Linked DNA regions of Mus musculus: all the other regions are linked to region 2. Evidence: chromatin loops called from intact Hi-C (ENCODE). Cell type or tissue: heart. All regions are shown on one strand.

The links. Hi-C counts contacts between places; a loop is a spot of excess contacts. Peaks named below come from ENCODE experiments on the same cell type or tissue, not always from the same donor. Only the 100,000 strongest peaks of a DNase experiment are listed, where the experiment ranks them.
Region 1: it touches region 2 in a loop (2.2-fold over the local background); 5 of 42 quality-filtered maps call a loop at or near these places.
Region 3: it touches region 2 in a loop (8-fold over the local background); 15 of 42 quality-filtered maps call a loop at or near these places.

Annotation. Positions count from the first base shown.
Region 1 is chr2:170,124,957-170,132,956 of GRCm38, reverse strand. Zfp217 (zinc finger protein 217) reads left to right here and starts at 1,737. Exons shown (of 6, transcript NM_001033299.3): 1 at 1,737-1,909. In heart, CTCF peaks have their summits at 1,874 and 3,226; DNase peaks (open chromatin) are centred at 1,746, 2,396, 2,576, 5,559 and 2 weaker places; H3K4me3 peaks cover 4,519 bases; H3K27ac peaks cover 5,453 bases.
Region 2 is chr2:170,314,758-170,322,757 of GRCm38, reverse strand. Gm34542 (a long non-coding RNA gene) reads right to left here and starts at 3,533. Exons shown (of 3, transcript XR_375322.3): 1 at 3,274-3,533; 2 at 867-990. In heart, a CTCF peak has its summit at 3,368 (motif pointing right); DNase peaks (open chromatin) are centred at 487, 3,367 and 5,767; H3K4me3 peaks cover 1,749 bases; H3K27ac peaks cover 2,924 bases.
Region 3 is chr2:170,114,935-170,122,934 of GRCm38, reverse strand. Zfp217 (zinc finger protein 217) reads left to right here. Exons shown (of 6, transcript NM_001033299.3): 2 at 2,182-3,916; 3 at 6,677-6,793; 4 at 7,363-8,000. The coding sequence starts at 2,530. Among named protein-coding and RNA genes, the nearest start is that of Zfp217, 12 kb to the left of the region's middle. In heart, a CTCF peak has its summit at 6,082 (motif pointing left); DNase peaks (open chromatin) are centred at 2,294, 2,714 and 6,044.

The sequences.
Region 1 (8,000 bases), 190 kb after region 2:
CTGTCCCATCTCCACACTAGGGTTTTTAACTATCAGCTATTGTGTTTACAGTATTCAAGGCTTCAGAGTGCAAAGGTTATCCATTAACATGGGGACTGAAGCTCAACCTCTATCCACTTTACTTGGTCATAGTTTTCTTTGTTTTATAGCAAAGCTCCCCTCCCTCGTTTTTTTTTTTTTTTTTTAATTTGGGGGGGTCAAAGTTAAATGAAGTCTTCTGCTTATGAATGCTTGCTGAGCTGTTGCGTTTTGATCGTGAATATTTATAAGGCTTTAACCTTATAAATATTATAGTTTATGATATTTATAGGGTAAATATAATACTTTAGAGAAAGATATTAATCTGTGGTGAGAAAAGGAACCCTAGTACTAAAAATGATCAATATCTTCTGGGCTTGGATGAGAATCAGGGCTGGCTTAAGGATCTACTTCCAGCGATGCTAATTAATTGTGAGTAAGTAATTGATTCACTTCCTTTGAAAAAAAAGACTAACGAGACCATATGTGGGTTGGTAGTTCTATGTAAAATGACAGCAAAAACATTCTACAAGGCAGGTTCTTGCCCCTTGCTAAGCTGTCTTCTTGAATTCTTCTTCCTATTTATTAAGGACTGCGTTGCTTACCAGTTCCGGTCGGTTCTTTTTTGTCCCGTTCCCCCCCAACCCCCACGCTTCTTTTTGATTTAGGAAATGGGTATGTATGCTTTTCTTGATGTTTTCCCACTTTTTGATACACCGAGGGCCAGCTTGAAAAAGAAACAAACAAGTTGACTGTTCGGTGTTAAGCAATAAATCTATTTTACATTTGAGTTCATTTGCATTTTGGAGCAGAAAAATTATTGGATGTGATTGTGGCCGCCATAGTTCCTCCCTGGGGCTTGCTTAAAACGGGACATCAGTCCCAGGCCTTTGGAGTCAAACCTTTTCCTGTCTTATCTTCTTTCATCTTTAATACGAGTCAGGAACAAAACAGAAGGGAAACGCTTTAAGTGAGATGGGCATAAAGAAGTGTGTGGTTTTTGTTTTTGAGCACACTTTTAAGCCTAGTTTCACTCAAATGAATTTCTCTGCAAACTAAGATTTATTAGGTACCAAGTCCAAATTCAGATATGAAACTATAATAGAAACACAAGCCCAGGGTGTTAAGGAAGAAATAAAAAGGCTTTTTGAAGATAACAATTTAAGAGAAAATTTATTCTTTTTAGGTCTCGGACCTTCCTCACATTGACTCTCTGAAAGTGTTAACCTTCACAACACCTCAGAACACCGCTATCCTGTGAGCTCCCGAAGCCAGTGGCAAGGTTGGTTTATTTTTAAATTTTTATTATTATTATTGTTGTTGTTCGTGATTCTGGGCGACCGGGGAGTTGGGCAACCGGCCCCTCCCCTCCTCTTCCCTCCCCTCCCGGGGCGCACCTTGCAAGGGAGGGGGAGGCGGCGAGGGAGGACTGGCTGTGCGCCTGCGTGCTGCGTTTGCAGCCCCCCCCTCCATCCCCAGAATACCTGTCACTGGAACCGCCCGGGCGCGAGCGCGCCACGTTAGGCCGGATGGCGGGACACGGCGCGGGGCGCGCGTGCGCGGGAGCCCACGGGGTGGGAGTGGGGTGCGCGCGCCGCTCCGCGGGGCTCGCGCCTCGGGGGGTCCGAGGGGGGCGTGGCCCGCAGCGGTGGGCGGGTCGGGGACGCGCTTGCGCACACGCGCGGTCACAGAGGGGGCGTGGCCGGGGGCGGGGCGTCAGGCGGCGCGGCCGGGGGGGAGGGCGCAACAGCTGCTGCGAGCACTTTCTGCCCCAACAGTCCCCCCGCCGGACGCCGGCCGCCCGCCCGCCCGCGCAGGGACCCCGCGCCTGCACTGTCCCCGCGCGGACGAGTAGGGGGCGCCCGCGCCGCTCCCTCGCCCCGCGCCGGAGGTGAGCCCGGCCCCCCGGAGCCTCTGTGGGGGTGGGGGTCCCGGCGCCCGCGGCCGTGGGAGGCGGGCATGGCGCGGCCCCGTCCCGGTCCCCGCGCCGTCGGGGCTAGCGGCAGACGCACAAAGGCCGCGCCGCCTCTGCCGCTCCTTCAGCCCCGCGGCTGGGCGGTGCAGCCGGACGGCCGCAGGTAAAGGGGCGCCGGGGCCGCGTCCCCACGGCTGCGGCCGCGCGTGGGGCTGGGAGGGACGGCCGAGACAATGGCCTGCCCGGCGCGGCGTGGCCGTCGGGGGTCCGGGCCCCTGCGGGAGCTGCGTCCTGCCAACCAAGGAAGGTGTTCGGTTTCACTCCCAAACTTAGAACGTCCCGCAAACTCCCGTGGGAAGTTCGTGCGGGTTGGCGGGAGGCGGCACCGCACATCCGAGGGCGCCGCCCCGTGCGCCTCAGTTTAGCCTCAACGCGAGCGGGCGCGCAGTGAAGGGCGCCCCCGCCTCAGACCCTCGGCGCACGGGAAGCGCATTCTTGGGCGGGGAGGGTGGGGGTGGGGACAGCGGGCGGGGATTTTTCCCGAAAGGTTTGCTTCCTGAAGTGAGCCGAAGTCCCGGGGGCCCACTTCTGGGACCCCCAGTGGGGGCCGGTCCGCACTCACACAGTAGTAGAAACTTTTAAACTTTTTATTGTTTGGGTCGGGGGCTCGGGGTGGTCGTTCCCAACCTTAAGGGCTGTGTCCTGTGAGCCTTAGTTTCTTTCTCTGAGAAACAGGCATTCCTGAGCATGCGTTGATTAAGGGGCACCAGCTTGGGGTCCAGGGCTGTAGGGCACCATGTGTACCCCAGGATCCCGTGGCCAGTTTCCTGGTTTGGGATGGGTTGGAGCCATTAAGTTGTATGTTTTAAGAGGCCTAGGTCTGATTTAGTTCAGGTTGATTCAATTATGTCTTCATCCCTTTTGAGGTGGTTGAATAACTTGACATGAGATTAAGGCCAACAAAAGAGGAGGCAGGGTAGCCACAGCTGCTGGCCATGCCTGGCAACTAGGTAGGGGCCTCAGGGGGCCTTTCACCTCTCTTTGTAAGAGAAAAACGTCCACAGCCTTCTTGACTACTTTTCCCAGAGTAAATCGACCACCTTGGTACCAAATTGGATATCAGATGTTAAGTTTTTGTTTCGAGAAGGATTAGTAACAGGTCTAGTTTCAAAAAAAAAATTTTTTTTTTTTTTTTGTAGTGACAAGTGCAGAGAACTAACCTTACTGCTTTCTGTCTGGGGAGTGTATCTATCAGACCACTAGTTGGTGCTTAGTTACTGTGCTGAGAACTTTTAAGGTGTGTCCTTACTGGTAGATGACTTTTCCCCCTCCTGCTGGAGAAGTCGTATTTATTTTAGATACTGTTTTTTCAAACCTGTGGAGCCTGGTGGTATATTTAGGCTATCTGGTTATTTTGGTTTTAATTTTGAATCCTGATTTGATTGAGTCCCTCCACCATGCTGCCAGCTTTCCAGTTATGTAAGTATAAAATCCAAGAGGCAGTGACCTCTGAAGACTGAGTTGTGGATAGTTAGCATTAGTCATCCCTGGGAACTTCCATATTTTGGCTCTTTAGACTGCACCTTGGTCTGTGTGCAGGAGGAGGAAGCAGGGGGAAGACCTGACTGGAGGAAGGCCACGTTTCTTTACTCCTTTCATCCTCACTCCATCTCCACACTTTGCAGTGTGATTTCCTTTAGTGGGATAACTGGCAGATTGAAAAGATCGACACTCCCTGATTGTCTTGGCTTCGCATTATCCCCTTTCACTTCTTACTTTAAAAAAGGAACTAAGATACCACTTAGAAAAGTTTTCCCTTTATGCTGAAGAATCTATTTTAATAATAGCTCTCTCTCTTTTTCTCCCCTCCCAGGTGGTAGGGGAGGGAGAGGGGGAGAGAAAGTTCTGACTCTGGCTTCTTCACGGGGGAGGGATTTGCATTTTCTTTGTTAGCCTCCATTTTTGGCAGAGAAACTTGGGGTGGATAGGAGCCCCTAATCCTTTCCAGTGGGCTTGTTTTGGAGGAAATCTGAAAATAAGACATAATCATCAAGTCTCTTATAAACTGATGAAATAATTGAGGCCTACAGTGGCCCTCGTGACTCAGGCTCTGTCTCCTGGCAGATAAGTGCTAATCACTTTTCTCCCTCAACATCACTTGAGTAGGAAATGCTGTTTTGCCACAGCAGGGCTGCCATCCCCCACCCAGGAGCCCTCTTCATTCGGAGCTGCCTGATTAGAGCTGGGGTTCCAGATGAGCTCCTTTTTCACCTTATCAAATGGCAGGCTTTTCCTCACTCGTTCCAAACATGATATTGGTTGACAAGAACTTTGGAGTAGTTTTAATGACCCTTGACTGCCTAAAACACAGGACGTCATAAAATATCTGCTGTGTGACTGCTGTGAACACAGATGACTGGGGCCTTCAAGTACTGCATAGGAAGCTGGGTTTCCAGGCGGCTAGAAAAGCATTATTCTTCGATTATTCAGTCTCATGTATGCTGTGTGGCCTGCATTTTGGATTTTTGAGGTCACTAGCTATAATTTGTTTTAAATGGCTGGATCCTGATTCCTCATTGCAGTTTTAATTCCGTGGCTATGTGTGTAATTAATAATCTGGAAAGTGGAAGCTGAGACATCAAAAGTGGCTTTTCCATCTTTGGAATCAGAAAGAACAACTTCAGGCAGTTTGGGTAAACTGTTGACTATTAGTATCAAAATGTAGTTAGTAGATCACAGCTGAGCGTATGGAATCATTTCTAATTTAGGGTTATCAAAAAATAAAAACCTGGAGGACCAGCTACTCAAACTGAATTAAAGGATTTCTATCCTAATAAATATTGTGAACCAGGATAGGTTTAGCTACAGGCACGAAAGCGAGCTGTGAATGTGGAGGAGCCTCAGATCTCACACTTCACCTCCTGATTTTTCGGGGAATGGCTGTTAACTAGTTTAAATGCTCGTGGAGGAAGGTGTATTATTACACAAGGGAAATGTCTTTGGCCTTGCTGTGTAGGGCAAGTCTGGTGGAATATCACTTAATGGCCTCCTTGTGGGGGCACTGTAGAAGGAGCTGAAAAGCTGGCCTTTCAGTTAGGTGATCTGGATTAAGGTTCTTGGCCAGCCAGTAATATAGCCAGGCAAATTTGCAATGGTATGCGGGCCAAAGGGTTTTGAATTCAGACCACGAGGGCAGATAGAAATCTTGCCTTGAAGGAAGTTAGTGGGGGATGGGAGAGGGGTACACTACCATTTTCTCCTAAAACCTCCTTCTGATGAGCAAGCTCAGCTCTTGGATATGTTTAGCTTCCACAGAAATGGGGGACTGTGTGTGTGTGTGTGTGGGGGGGAGTCCCTGTTAGCCAGCTGCTACCACAGATTACCCCTTTATGCTGTGCTGCCTGAAGAGCTTCCACTTGAGCGCTTGTTGACTGCAGCTTTCTAAACAGGCTGTTGCTTCCTGCCCAGGCTGGCAACATTAGGAGCTACTAGAAATTTGGGGCCAGTTTGGTAATTTTATGATAAAGGTGAGAAATAAATTCAATGAACCTGGCGAGGCAGCTGAGCAAAGGTGTACGTGCAGGGGTGAGTCCTCTTCCTGGCTTTGTTCTTTAGCATTTCCAGTTGACTTTGGCCTGCCCACCCCCGGGTCAGGCTGGTTCTCTTCAGGGTGACTGTGGTGATGGTTCAGATCTAGGAGTGCTGAGTGGCCAGGTGGCTGTAAAACAGTTATCATGGGAAGAAGTCATTTGTCTGACACTCTGGATGGTCCAGTGCTCAACAGGACACCAAGCAGTTTTGGTGGCAGTTTTTATTTCCTAGTAGTAGATGATTTAACTCTTAACATGTAAATCTTTCCAGCAATGAATGGTCTTATTTATTAAAAAGAGGTTTTACTTTTATTTAGTTTGAGATGCAAGCAGGTAACTAGCATTTATTTAACTTTATGGTAAATGGAGGAAGGGGCAGTCTGAGGTTGAGGACAGTGCAGCCTGGGCGTGAAGGGTATTTCTGAGCTCGCTTTTTACTTGAAGTAGTTAAATTGGCTCTGATTTAGACTCTGCCCATTTAACCTTGGGCAGAAACTTGGGAAAAAGTGGCTTAGTATGTAGTTCTTGGTGCCACATAAAGGGCTTACAGTTTGATGATGGTGTGCCTGTGTGTGTGTGCGTGTGTGCATGGATGTGTATATGTGTGTATTTATGTGTACAGATGTGCCAGGAACATGGACACTGAGTCACTGTAGTCTCTAGTGTTGATAGCCTAGGTAAGTGTGGGGTTTGCTCCTTTAGGCTCCTGAAACCCTTTCCCTCTATGCAGTTGGTCCTGGCAGATCTCAAAGCACATGACATGTACGGTTGCCCTGAACAAGCAGAAGTTAACTGTGAGAAACTTGGGACACCAATGCTCCATCTTGTCTACTTGATAATTTTCAAGAATGTCATTTGTCCCATAAGATGTTTTAAAGCAGATCAACATGGGGCATTTGAAAGCTTGTTTACAGATAAGTATCTTTAGGTTGATAATATTGAAAGTAAAACTGGATACTTGAGCACACCTGAACTGATTCGTGGTGAGTCAGGCAGTTTCCAGTTTATTAAGAAAGGGTTGGAGTTTATGTCTGGCAGTCCTCTGAGCTCATTCTGTTGGAGTTGGGTGTTTCTGTAGGACTTGGAAGAAATTGGGCTGCTTTGCCCAGGATCTTCTCACCTTGCCTTCAAGTAGTGTTTGACCTGTGATAGGTGGCCTTATGATGCTGAATTTAAACTGAGAATTGTAACTACCCCCCCCCCCCCTGCTAGGAAAGTTGGCCTGGCCATTTTTCCCTTGGAATGTTGTGGAAAGATCAAAAGAGTTCCAAGGTTTAGGGGCCTTGGAGATGGCCCAAAAGGTCAGGCCACTTGCCACCAACACCAAGCCTGATGGATCTGCATTTTGGTTCTTGGGACATACATGTTGGAAGGAGAGAACTGACTTCCTACAATTGTCTGCCCTTTGATCTCCACATGCATTCTTTCCCCCATACATACACAATATATATAGGTTTTTTAAAAATGGCAGGTTTGATTGTTCCTATAGACTGTGTAGAAGTAAGTTAGTCCTTCTACAGGGTCAGAAAAGAAGAGTAGGCTAACATCCTTTGCTGCTTTGCAGAGGACTTGAGGTGTTTGGTCTGTGTGCACTTCTGAGCATTCTGTGTGTGCCTTTAGAGGCTAGAAGAGGGTGGCCTGTCCCCTGTATCTGGAGTTAGAGATTGCTGTGAGCTGCTGTGTGACTGCTGGAAACTGCTCCTAGGTTCTCTAGAAGAGTAATCCGTAATCGGTGCCTTTAACTATCAAGCCATTGTCTCCAGCCCTAATTTTGTACTTCAACTGGGAATTGTGGGTGGTTGTGACACATGCTTTTAATTTCAAAATGGGCGGGGGAGGGGTTGTAATGGAGTGGGGGGCAGAGGTGGATCTCCATGATTTTCAGGCCACCCTGGTCTACAGAGCATATTCCAGGACAGCCCAGGCTACACGGAGAAACCCTGTGTTGAAAAACCAAAACAACAACAGGAAGAAAGAAGGAAGGAAATTAATTGTCCAGAGCCTAGTTGTGTGATTCGAGTGCCTTAAGGCGTTTACTAGAGCATCTCTTACCTGAGTGAAGGGTTGGAGCCCATGGCCGATCCCTGCCTGTGAGAGCCCTAAATGCTGTGTCAGCAGACAGTTACTCTTCCCTCCTGACTTGGATAATCTTTACTAAACGTGAGCTAGCATACTCAATGGGAAGAGCACAGATGTGTTGTCTGAAGGCTGTGGGCATATTTATGGACTCCCAGTCCAAGTGCAGGAGTGGTCACAAGTGGTAGTTCCCTCACTTAACTCTTTTGAGCAGTTTATCGGCCTTTGCAGTGTCTTGTATAATTGATAACTTTGCAGTCAGGTACTTACTGGTAGAATTCAATGTCACTTTAGTCACACATCAGTGTCTAGTTAGTGACTTTAAGTAAGAATATCAGACATACTCGAGCCGTGAAAGCCATATGCTTCTTACTGAGTTTCAAAGATTGTTGTATATAAAA
Region 2 (8,000 bases):
TTCTTCCTTGACTAGCCCAATAAATCAGCAAGGTGGAAGGAGGTACTAATTAAGTGATAGCTGTAAGTAAATGATTTTATTCATAGCATCTCAATTTCTTCAGGTGTGCTTTTCACCATTTCTGTCTTTTAGTTCAAATAAACTCCAACATGAAAATCAATCTGCTGTGCATTTAAAGACACCTACACAGAAGGTCTGAATCATTTGCCAGATTTAAGCCCCAAATTTTATTTCCATTTTGGCTGAAAGCAAACTGTTCCTTTTAGGGCTTGGGAGCCTCTCGGTTTCCCACATTGAATGACATTCTAGGTTTTTGTGTAACCTCCTCTGCTCCGCACATTCTAGATAACTGCTACAATCACTAACTTTCTCATAGCCCCACCCCCACCCCTGCTGTGCTGTCTCTGGGGATGTGGCCCTTTCCAGTGGCTGTGGCTGTGGATTATCTGAGTAATTGCTTCAGTTCCTCGCTTGTTTTTGAGCTGAGGGCCAGCCTGACCTCAGGGCCCACTGCAAATGACTCAACAGTCAAAGTGAGAGTTTCGTCACTAAATGTGGCCCTGTTTGCTGTAGCTGTTTTCTCTCTCCCAGATTACTCAAATACCATCTGGCTAAAGTCAAGTTGTCTCAGAACCCACAGAATCTCTACCACGGGCTCTGTAGGACCTCTGAAAACTCAGCCATGTTGCAATCTCCTTTGGAGACTATGCAATGATTGCATGCTGTCAGCCCAGCCTCTCCTTCTGCCTCGCGTCCTCCCAGGACCCTGTTGCCTCCTGCTAACTACTGTGTATGCCTTATCTCCCCACAACCTTTGCTAAGCCAGAAGTCAAACTAGAGGCCACTTTCCCAAGTGCCCCATTTACCTTCTTTTCCTTCTGACAGTTCCAGATAAATCCTCAGCAGACTGTCTTTCCCCATCTAACACAGCTCCACCGTGTCTTTGGGGACTTTGTGACATCACCCAAGAATGTATCCTTAGAAACAAAACTGCAAAACCCAGAACACCAGGAGACAATTAAAGAAATTTTCGATGGTGAGATCACAAGTAGTAGAGACTTCTCCTTAACGGGCAGCAACTTTCACGCACTCAGCACTCTCCTGAGGCAGTTTTGCAAACAAGTTAACAATACCCTTTTCTGACCGCTCAGACCATCTTTAAGACAGAGCCTGTTTTGAATGAACAGTGTACAGAATGTACAGTATGCCACCAGGCTTTGGCGGTCCCCAGGGAAAGATAAAGGAAGATGTGTCCAAGAGGAGCCTTCCTCTTTCTCTTTCTCTTTCCCCTTTTTTCTTCTCTCTCTGGCTCTTTGTGTCTCTCTCTCTCTCTCATTTCATTTCTCCTTTCTCTCTTTCATCTCTCTTTCTTTCTCTCTTTTCTCCATCCTTTCCTCTCTTTTCCTATTTCTTCCTCCCTCTCTCAAATTCTGTCTTTTATCTCGCTCATTTCTTTCTCCCTTTCCTCTTTCTCATTTCTTCTTTCTCGCTTTCCTCATTTTCCATTTTCCCTTCCTCTCTCTTTTCCTTTTTCTCTCTTCCTCCCTCTCTCGCATTCTGTCTTTTCTTTTCTCTCTCTCATTTCTTTCTCCCTTTCCTCTTTCTCATTTCTTCTTTCTCGCTTTCCTCATTTTCCTTTTTCCCTTCCTCTCTCTTTTCCTTTTTCTCTCTTCCTCCCTCTCTCGCATTCTGTCTTTTCTTTTCTCTCTCTCATTTCTTTCTCCCTTTCCTCTTTCTCATTTCTTCTTTCTCGCTTTCCTCATTTTCCTTTTTCCCTTCCTCTCTCTTTTCCTTTTTCTCTCTTCCTCCCTCTCTCGCATTCTGTCTTTTCTTTTCTCTCTCTCATTTCTTTCTCCCTTTCCTCTTTCTCATTTCTTCTTTCTCGCTTTCCTCATTTTCCTTTTTCCTTTCCTCTCTCTTTTCCTTTTTCTCTCTTCCTCCCTCTCTCGCATTCTGTCTTTTCTTTTCTCTCTCTCATTTCTTTCTCCCTTTCCTCTTTCTCATTTCTTCTTTCTCGCTTTCCTCATTTTCCTTTTTCCTTTCCTCTCTCTTTTCCTTTTTCTCTCTTCCTCCCTCTCTCTCATTCTGTCTTTTCTCTCTTTCCTCTCATTCTCCGCTCTTCCTGTTGCACAGCTGCAGATGGACCAGGAGACCCCAAGTGTGTCCAATCACCGGCCCCACCTGAGCCACACCTTCATCTTTACTATTACTACTAACACCGCACCAAGTGTCAAAATTGAGCTCACTCTATATGTAGCCCAGGCAAGCCTTGACCTTGCGCGCCTCCTGCCTCAGCCTCTGGCGTAGTAGGGATTAACCAAAGCCACTTGAGATTTTCTTCAGTCAATAAATCCTTACTGTATATGATGGCAACACACTCCTGAGTCCAGTACTTAGGAAACTGGAGGAGGAGAATTGCCATGAGTTTGACGCTAGCTTGGCCTACCTAATGAGTATTCGTCTCTAAATAAATACATAAAGAAGTCTTATCAGTGCCTCTCCCAGCAAGCCCTGCATGGGGCCTCAATGCTGTGGTGGGTGGGGATTCTGGTTGGCTATTGCTAATAATATACCCAGAACCTAAGTCCAACACACTAGCTGCTGGAGCAGTATTCTCAACCTTCTTACAGTAAATGTTAAGGTGATACCCCCCCACACACACACACACGCACCATAAATGCATTTCATTGTTACTTCATAGCTGCAATTTTGCTACTGTTATGAATAACAACGTAAAAATGTCTGATATGCAGAAAAGTGGGGGATCGTGACCCCCAGGTTGAGAACCGCTGTGCTAGACACGTGTTACTACCTGGAAGTGATTGTATAGTCATGAAAGTGAAAATGCCATTTCTTCACTTGTATAGCCTTTCTTTTCCGTGTTGGTTGGAGTTATTATGTCGGATAGGACAAAGAATGTTCCTACCAGCCTAGATTCTCTGCATGGCGCTGGAATCAACAGTCAGATTCCAGCGGACATTCCTGGATTCCTTCTGCTGGGTCACTCAGTGCGGCTTTCTCCAAACCTTTGTCTTGTAGGATTGGAGAAGTTAGCACGTTTTCCTCGCCCCCCGCCTCCCGCCCCTCCCTCCTCCCTCTCTCCCCATCCCTCCCCTTCTCCTCTGACCCTCTCCCACCGTCTATCAAACCCAACGAAGAAGAGAAAAACAACCTAAGTGATTTCACTGATTGTCACTCAGTCCACCACCAACGCCAAAAAAAAAAAAAAAAAAAAAAAAAAAAAAAAAAAAAAAAAAAAAAAGCAGGACTGACTTTAGTTCCGCGTTTCCGTTCCCGTCATGCACCAGAGCCCGTGTGCACCAGGGAAGGTTGCTAGCACGGTCCTCGCCCCCAGCAAGCTGCCTTCATCTCCCCAGCAGAGGGCAACTGCGTTTCAGCTTCCTGATGGAGAGTGTTTACACCGCCGTTGCTGGGGGGTGGGGTTTAAAGATGGAGTGGGCGTGTGTGTGTGTGTGTGTGTGTGTGTGTGTGTGTGTGTGTGTGCGCGCGCGCGCTTCCAGTGATACTCTGCGTATTGAACGGCAATGCAGGGTACCAGATAATTCTGGCTATCTGAAGGGCAAGCCGTGGGAGCTTGGCGAGCAAAGTCCTACTTCACAGGAAATTCACGCCTGGCATTCCAGGACAGCACAGGGACCTGGCCCAGGGACTCTGCAGACCCTGTTCTGTGGTACTCTTATTAAGGAGGGAGTGTCAAGTCAAGCTGGAGACAACCAGGCAGCACTTACGGCCTCAGAGACAGACACAGATGCCCTTTCTTGGGATCAGACTGGGTCTGGAGGGCAGGCCTGTCAACAGCTGGACAACTTATTCACTTCTGCCAGGCCACAGCATGGCGGTGGCTATACAAGAGGACATGCCAGGGACTAAAGGGGCTACAATATTCACGAGCTCCTCTCTGAAGACCTGCACTAGCCCATCTCCCTTCCCCAGTGGCTCTGTCTCGGTCATCATCTCCCTCAACAAGACTCTCAGCACAAGGATATGAAGACAGACAGGTACCTGGGAAGGTGGGAGAGGGAAGAAGAGAAGAAGGAAGACTATGTAGGTGACATACACATATTCAGGTGACACGGAACTAATTATGTTGTAACTAAAAAGAAAATTCAAAGCAAATCAAGGATATATCTGATATCCTTAAAACACATATCCAGAAGGGCTGGGGACTTTGATACCAAAGTCAGACTCACATCTGTAATCATATTACCCGGTAGACTGAGACAGGGAAACTGAATTCAAACCCAGCCTGAGCTATATAGAGTGTGATTCTGTCTTGGGGAAAAAGAAAGCAAAATAACATAAAATTTAATATACATGAAAAGAAAGCTGGCTGAAGAAACAAGCTCAAAGCCCTGGATCCTGTCCTGATGTCCAAGAAAATAAAGTCTCAAAGACCTGGAGAAACGACCAAAGGTTAAGAGCACTGGCCGCTCTCGAAGACTAAAGGCTCATTTCCCACAATCTACTCTATGGGTAACAAGTGTCTATAATTCCAGTTCCAAAGGATCTGATGCCCTCTTCTGGCCTCCATAGGCCCTAGGAACACCTATGGTGTACACAAATATATGCAAGCAAAATATTCATACGCATACAACTAAAAGAACATTTACTAAAGATGTAGCAAGACAGCACCGGGCACAGCTGGATATGGGGATTCATCGCTTTTGACTTCGAGCAGTTGGCTTGGGTGGGTCTCCTCTCTAAGTCAGCCCCTGCTGGCTTCACCTTGATGCCCCCTTATTTTTAAACCCCTGTTCATCTAGACAGGACTAATGTGTGGCCAGGCCTTGGGCTCAACACTTTGGCTTCTTTCTGCAGAAATCTTTCAGGATCACCAAGAACTGCTAAGTCCATGTGAACCCAAAGAAACTGAAAGTCTTCCCACACAATTCCTGGCAGTGTGTCTGAGATAAGTAGAACCTTGTGACAGTGAAACAGTGCAAAATAGAACTCTGTGTGTGTGTGTGTGTGTGGTGTGTGTGTGTGTGTGTGTGTGTGTGTGTGTGTGAGTGTGTGTGTGTGTGTGTATGAGAGTGTGTGTGTGTGTGTGTGTGTGTGTACATGAGTGTGGTGGTTTGAAGAGCTTTGACCCTCATAGACTCATGCGTTTAAATGGTTGGTCCACAGGGAGTGGCACCGTTAGGAGGTGTGTCTTTGTTGAAGTATGTATGACCTTGTTGGAGGAAGTGTGGGGAAGGGCTTTGATGTTCTATGCTCAAGCTCTGCCCTGTGCAGAAGAGGCAGTCTTCTCCTGGCTGCCTTCAGATCAGGATATAGAACTCTTGGTTCCTCCAGCACCACATCTACCTGCATGCTTCCCACCATGGTGAGAATGGACTGAATTTCTGAACCTGTAAGCCAGCCCCAATTAAATGTTGTCCTTTATAAGAGTTGCTTTGGTCATGGTATCTCTTCACAGACATTAAACTCTCCCTCTCCCTCTCCCTCTCCCTCTCCCTCTCCCTCTCCCTCTCCCTCTCCCACTCCCTCTCCCTCCCCCTCCCCCTCCGCCTCCCCCTCCCCCTCCTCCCTCTCTCTCTGTGTAAGAGAGAGAGAGAAATGGACACAGTGTGTATAGGGTTGTGTATTCACCATGGCCCTCTCTCATGCTGAGTAGTTCCAATCAGCAGCATGCGTGACTGAGGCACACATCAGATGCTGCTGTGACATTTCCGTTTTCACCCTTCCTCTTCTGCTTCTGTACTGCCTGTCACGTTCCCAAACACAGGACAACACTTGGGGCATCTGATTCCACTAGTGACAGTGACATCATGGTCTGCAAAGGGACAGGGTGTCCACATGTCACCCAGGAATGCAGCAGAGTCACAGAGAAGTGTCACAGAACATAAATGAGGAACATCCAGGTAGAAGTAGACACCGAGTACAGGGGGGAACCACTGGATTCTTTTAAAATGTCAGTATCATAAGCAGCAGAGGACAGAGCAGTGGGACCTCCAGAGTCCAGGAGCACACAGGCAGTCCAAGCTTGAGAGGCTGGATGCCACAGGTAATGAAAGGTGTCTCCACACAGACAGGTTCTCCACCCGGCTCGTGTATGTGTGACTTTAGCATAAGTGCAGGCTTACCTTCAAAGCTAGAACAGCTACCGTCAGCATCCCCTCGCTTTGTCACACTCTGGAGAGAGCAGCTCCTGACTCATCGTGACATGTAGTCAAATGAAGAGCCCATATTTGCATCCAAGACAACTCATCAGTACAGAGTCAAGCATCTCTGTCCCTGAGTATTTGCGTAAGTCACCCGAGGTCCAAGAGGCTGGCTGTAAGTTTCCAGATAGCGCAGCCACAAACTTCCCTTGTCAATGCAATTAATCTGATTCTCTTCACTTTAGTCTCAGGCAGACTTTTCAGACAAGGGCAAAAAGTAGCCACATTCTTCACCAAAATACCACAAAAACTGTCTTTATGCCACATTCTGAAATTCTTCTCCTTTGAAATCTCTTAGGCCAGGTCAACACAGTTCAAATACTCCCAGCAACAAAGTCTTCCATATTCCTACTAGGAATTGATGACCCATTAATCTCCATTTAAAGCATTCCACTGTGTTGCAAATCCAAAGTCACCAAATCCACATTCTTTCAAAGGAAAGCATGGTCAGGTCTATCACAGCAATACTGGTACCAACTTCTGCCTTATTTAGGGTTTTACTGCTGTGAACAGACAGCATGACCAAGGCAACTCTCATAAAAACAATATTTCATTGGGGCTGGCTTACAGGTTCAGAGGTTCATTCCATTATCATCAAGGTGGGAGCATGGCAGTATCCAGGAAGGCATGGCGCAGGAGGATGATACCCAGTGGCTCTCAGTTCTTCTGTTTCTTCAACTGGAAGATCTCCCCTACTAACTGCACAAGCCCTGACCCTTCACACTGCTCTTTCGTAGCTTGGAAGTGCTTACCCAGTCTTCCATAGCTGTTTGTCTCTGCACTTCGGGCCTAGCCCATTTGCCCTAGCTCTCTAGGTACTATAGGAGAGCAGGACTAACCTAGAGCAGAGGAGCACTAACCTGTAGGAGAGGAGCACTAACCTATAGGAGAGGAGCACTAACCTATAGGAGAGGAGCACTGACCTATAGGAGAGGAGCACTTACCTATAGCAAAGGAGCACTAACCTACAGGAGAGGAGCACTAACTACATTGTCATTCCAACATGGGTGCTCCCTCTTGGAAAACATGTGTTCTTCAAGGGCAGGGCCCTCCAGAGAACAGCTCCCAACCCACTGGGTTCTGATGCTTCCTGTCCCCTCTGTCACCTGGAAGACTGTTCCCCACTGGTGCTAAATGGTTCATGTCCTTTGGCACATTCTCAGTTCTCACTGCTCTGGGGAGCTCTTTCTAGCTCACTCTTCTTTTCTTTGGTGTATTTTCCTCCGAGAACATATTTCTATCTGGGCATGTGTGTGTGTGCATGCACACACACACACACACACACACACACAGAGGCTACAGAGGGAGCAGCAGATAGGAGCGAATATTTCAGAATCTCATCCCACCACCACTGGGCACCCACATCCCTGAAAACCCCTTAAAAGCCAGGAATTTGTATCTTTCTCAGCACTGTACCCCAGCTCCTGAAGCCAAGCCTGACTTATTAGGTGTTGAGTAGTTATTTTTATTTTTGTTTCCAGATGAGTCTCGGGTAGCCCAAGCTAACCTGAAATTTAAATCTGTAGCTAAGGATGACCTTGAACTCCTGGTCCCCCTGCATCTCCGTCCCGTGTGGGATTACACGCATGCACCACCACGCTTTAGTCATGCAGTTCTGGGCATCACATCCAGTCTGTGCCTACTAGGCAAGCACTCTACCAACTGATGGCCCCAGATGGCCTATACTTCTTGAACAAACGAGCAGAGGTGGATGCATAGTTGGTGCTCCGAAAATGCACAGATAGGAAGACCAGTGTTGGGAGGTTTCACCTGACCCAATTCAAGACCCAGTACAAAGCTACACATGATTGACAG
Region 3 (8,000 bases), 200 kb after region 2:
CTAGGACTTGAGTTGAGCACAGTTAGACTAGTGAGCTGTTGTGGGACCCTCAGGAGGAGGAGGAGGTGCTTCCAGCTTTGCCTTCCCCACCTGACTGCCTGCCTGCCTGGGACAGACAGGTGCTTCCTGTGGCTGTGTTCTACTCCCTGCATGGTCAGGGTTTGAGCCAGGGCTTGGTAACCTTTTCCAAAGGGACCTTGCAGAGGAATGATATTGTTCCAGAAGCTGAGGCTTGACAGTCAGTGGGGCCCTCCCTCCTGTCTACTGTCTCCTGTGCCCTAACTCAAGCACGGTTACTTTGAACTCTTTTGAGATAGGGTTTCATATTAGTTCCTGGTTGGACTGGAACTCACTATTGGATATTGCTACTTTTTTTCTGCCATTAAAAAATGGTTATTATAGCGCTTCAAAGAAGAAAGGACACCTTGTAACTGACTGTATTCCAGGTGCAGTAAACCCTCTGGCACGGAGCAGGACCCGGTCAGCAGGGTGTGGTCTTGTCTTTCCCGACTATGTACTTAATTCTTCATTGAACATCTGCCTGGGTTGTGGGCGTCTGCTTAGTGATTGTGTAGAAATCTGAGAATGCTGCCAGAGCTTTGGTTGTGTGGAGCTGTCCTCGGCCATAGACAGCGTATAGTGCTTGTCCACCTTGCTGTAGTGTTAACCACAGAAAGTGCACCCTGGGTTGAGTTCACTTTGTGACACCTTGAAAGTCCTGACTTAGGCTGGACCTTAGTTCTCAGGTCTCTGTTATGTCATAGGATGGTAACCACTCCAGGTACTTGTCCTCCATTGTGATAGCAACAAAGGCAGAAACTAAGATAAAGCACTGCCAGCAGCTTGCTCCTCGCCAGTCTGTGTCCTGGAGTCTCACAGCTGCTCACTGGCTAGAAGGGGAAGAGCCAGCTTCATTCATGACTGCTGAGGGCTGGGAGCAGAGAGGGGGAAGAGAGGACCGTGGCAGGTGCTCTGGTGCCTTTTTGTTTCCTTGGGCTGAATTCACAAACTTCATAGGAAAAGAGGCAGGGCTGACTCTCTGTGCTGTGAAGGACATTGACTTTTTTAGGGATTAAATCTTCAGGAGTGGAAACTGGAGTCCATAGAGTCTAAAGCCACTCCCTTCTCCCTGGCCAGTGGCTCAGTGGAAGGCGAAGTGAGATGGGTAGGAGGTGGATTTTCTGAAGGAAGAATGAGCCACACAGCCAGGTCTGAGGAGGCCTGTTTGAGATGTGGACCAGAGCCGGGCGTGGTGGCGCACGCCTTTAATCCCAGCACTTGGGAGGCAGAGGCAGGTGAATTTCTGAGTTCGAGGCCAGCCTGGTCTACAGAGTGAGTTCCAGGACAGCCAGGGCTACACAGAGAAGCCCTGTCTCAAAAAGCCATTTAAAAAAAAAAAAAAAAAAAAGAGAAATGTGGACCCTGAAAGTAAGTGGCCTCTGCATCTAGTAGGTCATTTCCCCTTTGAAGCTCAACCCTGCACTGCAGCATCAAGTGCCTGGAACAACAGGGTCCTGGGCTATGCGTAATGAAGGAGATGTTCCTGTGTCATCTGCTGAGGGTTTGGACCTGTCTGATTTTGTCAGCTCATTTTCATAACTTCTTTTTTGAGACAGGGACTCCTCCTTATGTAGCTCTGTCTATGTAGACCAGGCTGGCTTTGAACTCTCAGATCCACCTGCTCCTTCCTCGTGAGTGCTGAGATTGTAGGCATGCTCTACCGTGTTGTGCTTTTGTAACTCCTGTAGTCACTGGGTAGGAGACAGGTGTATATCTTGGTGGCATCCCAGACAGCCAAATTGGGGACAGTTCTATCCTAAAGTTTATCCTCTTTGTTTTCGAGACTGTGTTTTATGTTGATCAGGCTTTGAACTCACTGTTGTAGCCCAGGCTGGCCAGCCTATCATCGCCCCTTCCTGTTTAAATTTGGCATTTATATTTCAGTGAGCAGAGCTCTGCCTTAAGTCTCCTGACTGGTTGAAATTCTACTCACTTAGTAAGTGTATCCACTGGGAAATATGCTAATGATTTAATTAACAAACATGTTTAGCAGGCTGCATTATGGATTAGTTAAAGGTGAGGCAGTTGACTCTAGTCCCTTTTGTGGAGAAGATCATGTGACTCATAGGCCAAGCCCTGTTCCTGAGCCTTCCTCACTGAGACTTGTTTTTTTCCTTTCAGATTTTGGAAATCCCTTGTCTTCACATTGCCGGGATCAACGTCTTGCTCAACTGAGCCACTCACCAGTGGAGATGGACAGAGCTGTTGCCCTCGTGCTGACGCACATCTGACTCACAGCCTGGGGCAGCTTGGATGCCTTGTTTGTGCAAAGAGCCATCTCCATCACTGAGCTCTCCCAAGCTCCGGAATATACTCGTCCCTCTGACCTTAGAGGTGCTCTGATTTTGACACCCAGGGCTCTTAGAGGTTCTGAGTGGTGATATCTCACAGGCGGCCTTATTCTAACTGCAGAGATCCTCAGCAGATAGTGGATTACCCATCCTGTCAGACCCTGAAGTGGTTGGCAGCATGCCGACCCAGTCCCTCCTCGTGTACATGGACGGGCCGGAAGTCCTCAGCAGCTCTCTAGGCTCCCAGATGGAGGTGGATGATGCTGTGCCCATAAAAGGGCCGGTGGCAGTCCCCTTCCGAGCTGCTCAGGAGAAGAGCATGGCCGTGGCAGAGGGCCACATGCCCCTGGATTGCATGTTCTGCAGCCAGGTCTTCTCTCAGGCGGAGGATCTCAGTCAGCACGTGCTGCTGCAGCACCGGCCCACCCTCTGCGAGCCAGCTGTCCTGCGTGTGGAGGCCGAGTACCTAAGTCCCCTTGATAAAGCTCTGGAGCCAACAGAGCCAGCATTGGAGAAGAGTGGCGAAGACCCCGAGGAGTTGAGCTGTGATGTGTGTGGGCAGACATTCCCAGTGGCTTTTGATGTTGAGAGCCACATGAAGAAGCATAAGGACTCCTTCACGTATGGGTGCAGCATGTGCGGGAGGAGATTCAAGGAGCCGTGGTTCCTGAAGAACCACATGCGGACACACAATGGCAAGTCTGGCACCAGGAGCAAGCTTCAGCAAGGCATGGAGAGTCCAGTCACCATCAATGAAGTGGTCCAGCCGCACGCCCCTGGGAGCATCTCCACGCCCTACAAGATCTGCATGGTCTGCGGCTTCCTCTTCCCAAATAAGCAGAGCCTCATTGAGCACAGCAAGGTTCACGCCAAAGAAACTGTCCCCAGTGCCAGCAACGTTGCCCCTGATGACCACCGAGAGGAACCCACGTCCCCGAGGGAAGAGTTGCTGCAGTTTTTGAACTTGAGACCCAGATCAACTGCAGGTAGTACAGTGAAGCCCATGACCTGCATACCTCAGCTTGACCCGTTCACCACCTACCAGGCATGGCAGTTGGCTACCAAAGGAAAAGTGGCCGTTGCCCAGGAAGAGGTGAAAGAGTCAGGCCAAGAAGGAAGCACAGACAATGACGACTCATGCTCAGAGAAAGAGGAACTAGGGGAAATATGGGTTGGGGGTAAGGCGGAAGGGTCTGGAAAGTCCAAAACAAGTAAAAGCAGTTGTCCAGGTCTCTCCCAAGACAAAGAGAAGCCTAGACATGCTAATAGTGAAGTGCCTTCTGGGGATAGTGACCCCAAGTTGTCCAGTAGCAAGGAGAAGCCCACGCACTGTTCTGAGTGCAGCAAAGCCTTCAGGACATACCACCAGCTCGTCCTGCACTCGAGGGTGCACAGGAAGGACAGGAGGACTGATGCCCTGTCACCCACCATGGCTGTGGATGCAAGGCAGCCTGGGACCTGCTCCCCAGACCTCAGCACCACTCTGGAAGACAGTGGGGCCGGGGACCGAGAAGGGGGCTCTGAAGACGGGTCTGAGGATGGACTCCCTGACGGGCTCCATTTGGGTGAGTACTCTGCTGCCTCCCGGGCAGCGAGCGTTTGCTGCAGGGGGCTCTGGGAGTCAGGCTATCATCTCCGTGCTTTGTGGTAGCACTGTGTAGTCTCATAGAAGCATCACAGGCCTTTTTAAATGTCTTTAATAAGGAGGTGAGTGTAAAAGGCTGGTCCAAAATCCCATTATGAAAGGGCTCTGTATCTTTTGCTCCCAGAGGACTTAGTTTTTATGGTAGTGCACCATGGGGATGCTGCTGGCTGCTTCAGGCAGTGCCCTGAGGAGGCCATGACCTGGTGCAGAGTGCTAGGAATTATGGGACCGAGACCTAGGACTTTACCAGCTGTCTGGCATTCACTTCCGTTGTTATACAGGACTGCCTATCACAGCCTTGTTAATGCTTTCACCTACATGGGTTTCTGGTGCTCCCAAAAGGGTCAGGGAGGCTTCCTCAGCGTCCACTACTCACGCAGTGGGACTACTTGCCCAGTGTACTCTGATCGCTTTGGTGTTTGTGAGGCCAGTGTTGATGAGGGAGCTTCTGACGTGGTCTTTTGCTGCAATCCAGAGGTGGGGGCCCACTTCTGAACCCGCTCCATGAATTTGGTGTTAATAGAAAAAAGCTTTTGTCCAGTCTCCTGACTGATGTGAGCCTAGAGCCTTTGGAGTAAATATACCTGTTTCCCATCTTGCTGCCCACCCCACTTGAACCATTGTTTGTTAGTTAAAGTAACTAACACTCCTGATGTGTGGGCATGGCCCATGGGTTCCTTCTAACACTTCCAGATGTGTGTGGCCACTGGGTAGGTAGTATGTTGCAAGTCCTCTCTGAGACCAGAGTGAGTCTGAATAGTAAAATCTGTCAGCCACTGTGCATGTGAACCAGCACCCAGTTCTTTTTCTGGTCACTACTGCATTTTAGGAACGTTGCTTTCATGACACTCGGAGCTTAGCATATCTCACTCCTTAGTCCCCAGAAAGGTAAAGATACATGGTGTCCATGATGTCATGAGAATGTCAAAGATGGCCTCAGCACCTGTGCAGTTCTGCAGCATCAGCACTGTGGATCCCTAAAGTCGTTTACTAGTCATTGTACCTGGTGGACAACTTGGTGGGGTCCTGGGGTAGGCGTTTTGGCCTGGCTTGCCATAGGTGGGAGTGCTGGAGTCTGGCTGCGGTTCCTGGTGACCCATTATACATTGCCCGACCTTTCCTTGAGATTTCCCTGTTTGCAAAATCGAATCATCCACTTTGTGGCATCCTCCTAGGCTGAGCTCAGCCTTAGTTACAACCCTGCACAGAACAGCATAGTCCAAGTCCCAGGCCATAAGGCAGGTGCCAGATGTTGGGAAGGCCACGGCCTGTGTGTTACAGAGGTATCCCTAGCCATTTGAATGTGATGTAGCGAAGCTCACACTGTGACAGCTCAAGGCAGGGTGAGCTGTGGGCAGAGTTGTGAGTGCAGTGGACCTCCCCCACTGTGCTGCCCTCCAGTCTGCTTTACTCTTACTTTTAAGAAGTTGAAAGAGAGGCTGTGATGACTTTTCAAAGCCTCTTAGACCATCTTAGGGAGTGGTGTGGTGTGTTTATGGATCCCCTTCCCTAACAGGATCTGCTGTAATGGAGGTGGTCCAGTCCATCCACTATGCCTGTTTTTGCCCAGCTGTGTGGGTCACCTGCCTTTGGGAGTTAGTAACAGTGCAGCATTTGACAGAGAAGGGAAGAGGCCTGTAACTGAAAATAAAGTTTTGTAAGGCAAAATTTAGTTTAGTTTTGGACCCCAGGTGGGGACGTTTGTGTAGTTGTGATTGACTGCCCTGCTCCACCATGGCCCTGATCTAGACTTCAAGAGATATACCTCCCAGATAGGACTGACAGAGACTAGTGGAGCCATCTTATCTTCACGGATGCACATTATTTACAAGTTGGTGGGCTGGTGAGAGTGGAAAGTCCCAGCCAGTTTAGTTAGTCTGTCCTCAGTGGGTCCTTCTCATGGGGCACTTCAGCCTTGCCTTTGAAGTCTGGTAAGCCAGGCCTCTTTTGAATAGGAGATTGCTTGGAAACCACAGATTTCCATCTCCCCAAACTTGGCTAAATTTTGATCAGCTTTCCTAGGTGCTTGCCCAAAGCCAAGTCTGGGCTGTTTCTGAGGTTATTTTGTGCTTGCCGCCCTCTAGTGGTAGTTTCTATATTCCCAGCCTGTTTTCTGCTGGCTGTTGGGAGGTTTTATATCACCTCCAAATACTGGTTCTGAGTTCTGGCAGTTTTTCTGTCCAGTGGGCACACATCTACCTTAAGCATGAACCAGTTGTAACGGCTGCCAAGTGTCAAGAACAGAAAGTGCCTGTCAGGTTTCATCTCTTAAATGGTCATTCTTAGGATGGAAGTACAAACCTCTTTAGGGCACCACAACCCTAAGACACAGGGTAGTGCAGAGCCTGGTGGCACACAACTTTAGTCCCAACACTATGGAGGCAGGGTAGGGGGTGTTTGTGTGTGTGTGTGTGTGTGTGTGTGTGTGTGTGTGTGTGAGTTCTAAGCCAGCCAGGGCTATCTATATACCTTGTTCCCAAAACAAAAGCACACAGTCTAAGACATGAAAGGCTGCCCGGTGGCATTTTGTATGTTATTTTAGGCTTTGAAACTTCTAAGCAGAGCTAAAATAATTCTTTAATGGTTTCCCCCAAATGTTTTGTGTTGAGAACCTGGAGTCTGAATTCTTGAGTCCCGCACTTGGCCTGACTGACACCATTATTTTTGTTTCTGCTTTAAGATAAAAATGATGATGGAGGAAAAGCGAAGCCCCTCCCGTCCTCGAGAGAGTGTAGTTACTGTGGCAAGTTTTTCCGTTCAAACTATTACCTCAATATTCATCTCAGAACGCATACAGGTAAAGGACTGGGGTTTTAAAACATGTGTTGACTACAACAATTGTGTGCTGCTGTGTAGTTCAGATGGCTTTAGTGTGTGGTGTTTGCAGCTGTTGTATGTCTACAACATCACTGCAGCTTGAATACTACTGGCTCCTGTTTTGAGGCTGGTTTATGGTTACCATATCTTAAGGCAAACTCGTAATGTTTTGAAATGCCACATTTGAAAACCCTTTTATGACTTTGGAGTGAAGCAAGGGTGTATTTGGTAGTTTGGATGTAGGTGCAGTGATGGTGCGGGTGAGAAGGTCGAGGCTTCCATGACCTGGGTACAATGGTTAGTCCACTGTGCTGAAAAAGTGCGCAGATGCTGCCGTTGGGCAGCCATGAAGGTTGGGTCAGTTAAAGCGTGCTCTTACTGGGAACCAGGTTTACATTTTCAATTGCATTGCACTGGGGGCATTGGTGCCCTAGCTGTGAGGATTGGCAGAGGGAACAGCCCATGTTTGGTGTCATAGCTTGCTTAGCTTGCAGAGTTCTATTGGCACCTTTCCTAAACATCATGATACAGTGGCATATCTCGTTTTAGGTGAAAAACCATACAAATGTGAATTCTGTGAGTATGCCGCAGCCCAGAAGACATCTCTGAGGTACCACTTGGAGAGACATCACAAAGACAAGCAGCCGGTGGATGCTGCCGCTGAGTCCAAAAGTGAAGGCCGGAGCCAGGAGCCGCAGGATGCGCTACTAACGGCTGCTGACAGTGCGCAGACCAAAAATTTAAAGAGATTTCTTGATGGTGCCAAAGATGTTAAGGGAAGCCCACCTGCCAAGCAGCTTAAGGAGATGCCTTCTGTCTTCCAGAGTGTTCTCTCACCAGCACACAGCAACGATACTCAGGATTTCCATAAACATGCAGCTGATAGTGCTGAGAAAGCGAGGAAGAGCCCTGCCCCTACTTATCTGGACATGCAGAGAAAGAAAGCAGGGGAGCCTCAGGCCAGCAGCCCTGTCTGCAGACTAGAGGGGGTTGGGTCCTTAGCACGGGAAGCTGGCCATAGGGAGAAGATGGATCAGGATGCTGACTACAGACATAAGCCCGGTGCTGACTGCCAGGACAGGCCTTTGAATCTATCCCTTGGGCCGCTCCACGCCTGTCCTGCAATCTCTTTGAGCAAGTGTCTGATCCCCAGCATTGCCTGCCCCTTTTGTACTTTCAAGACCTTT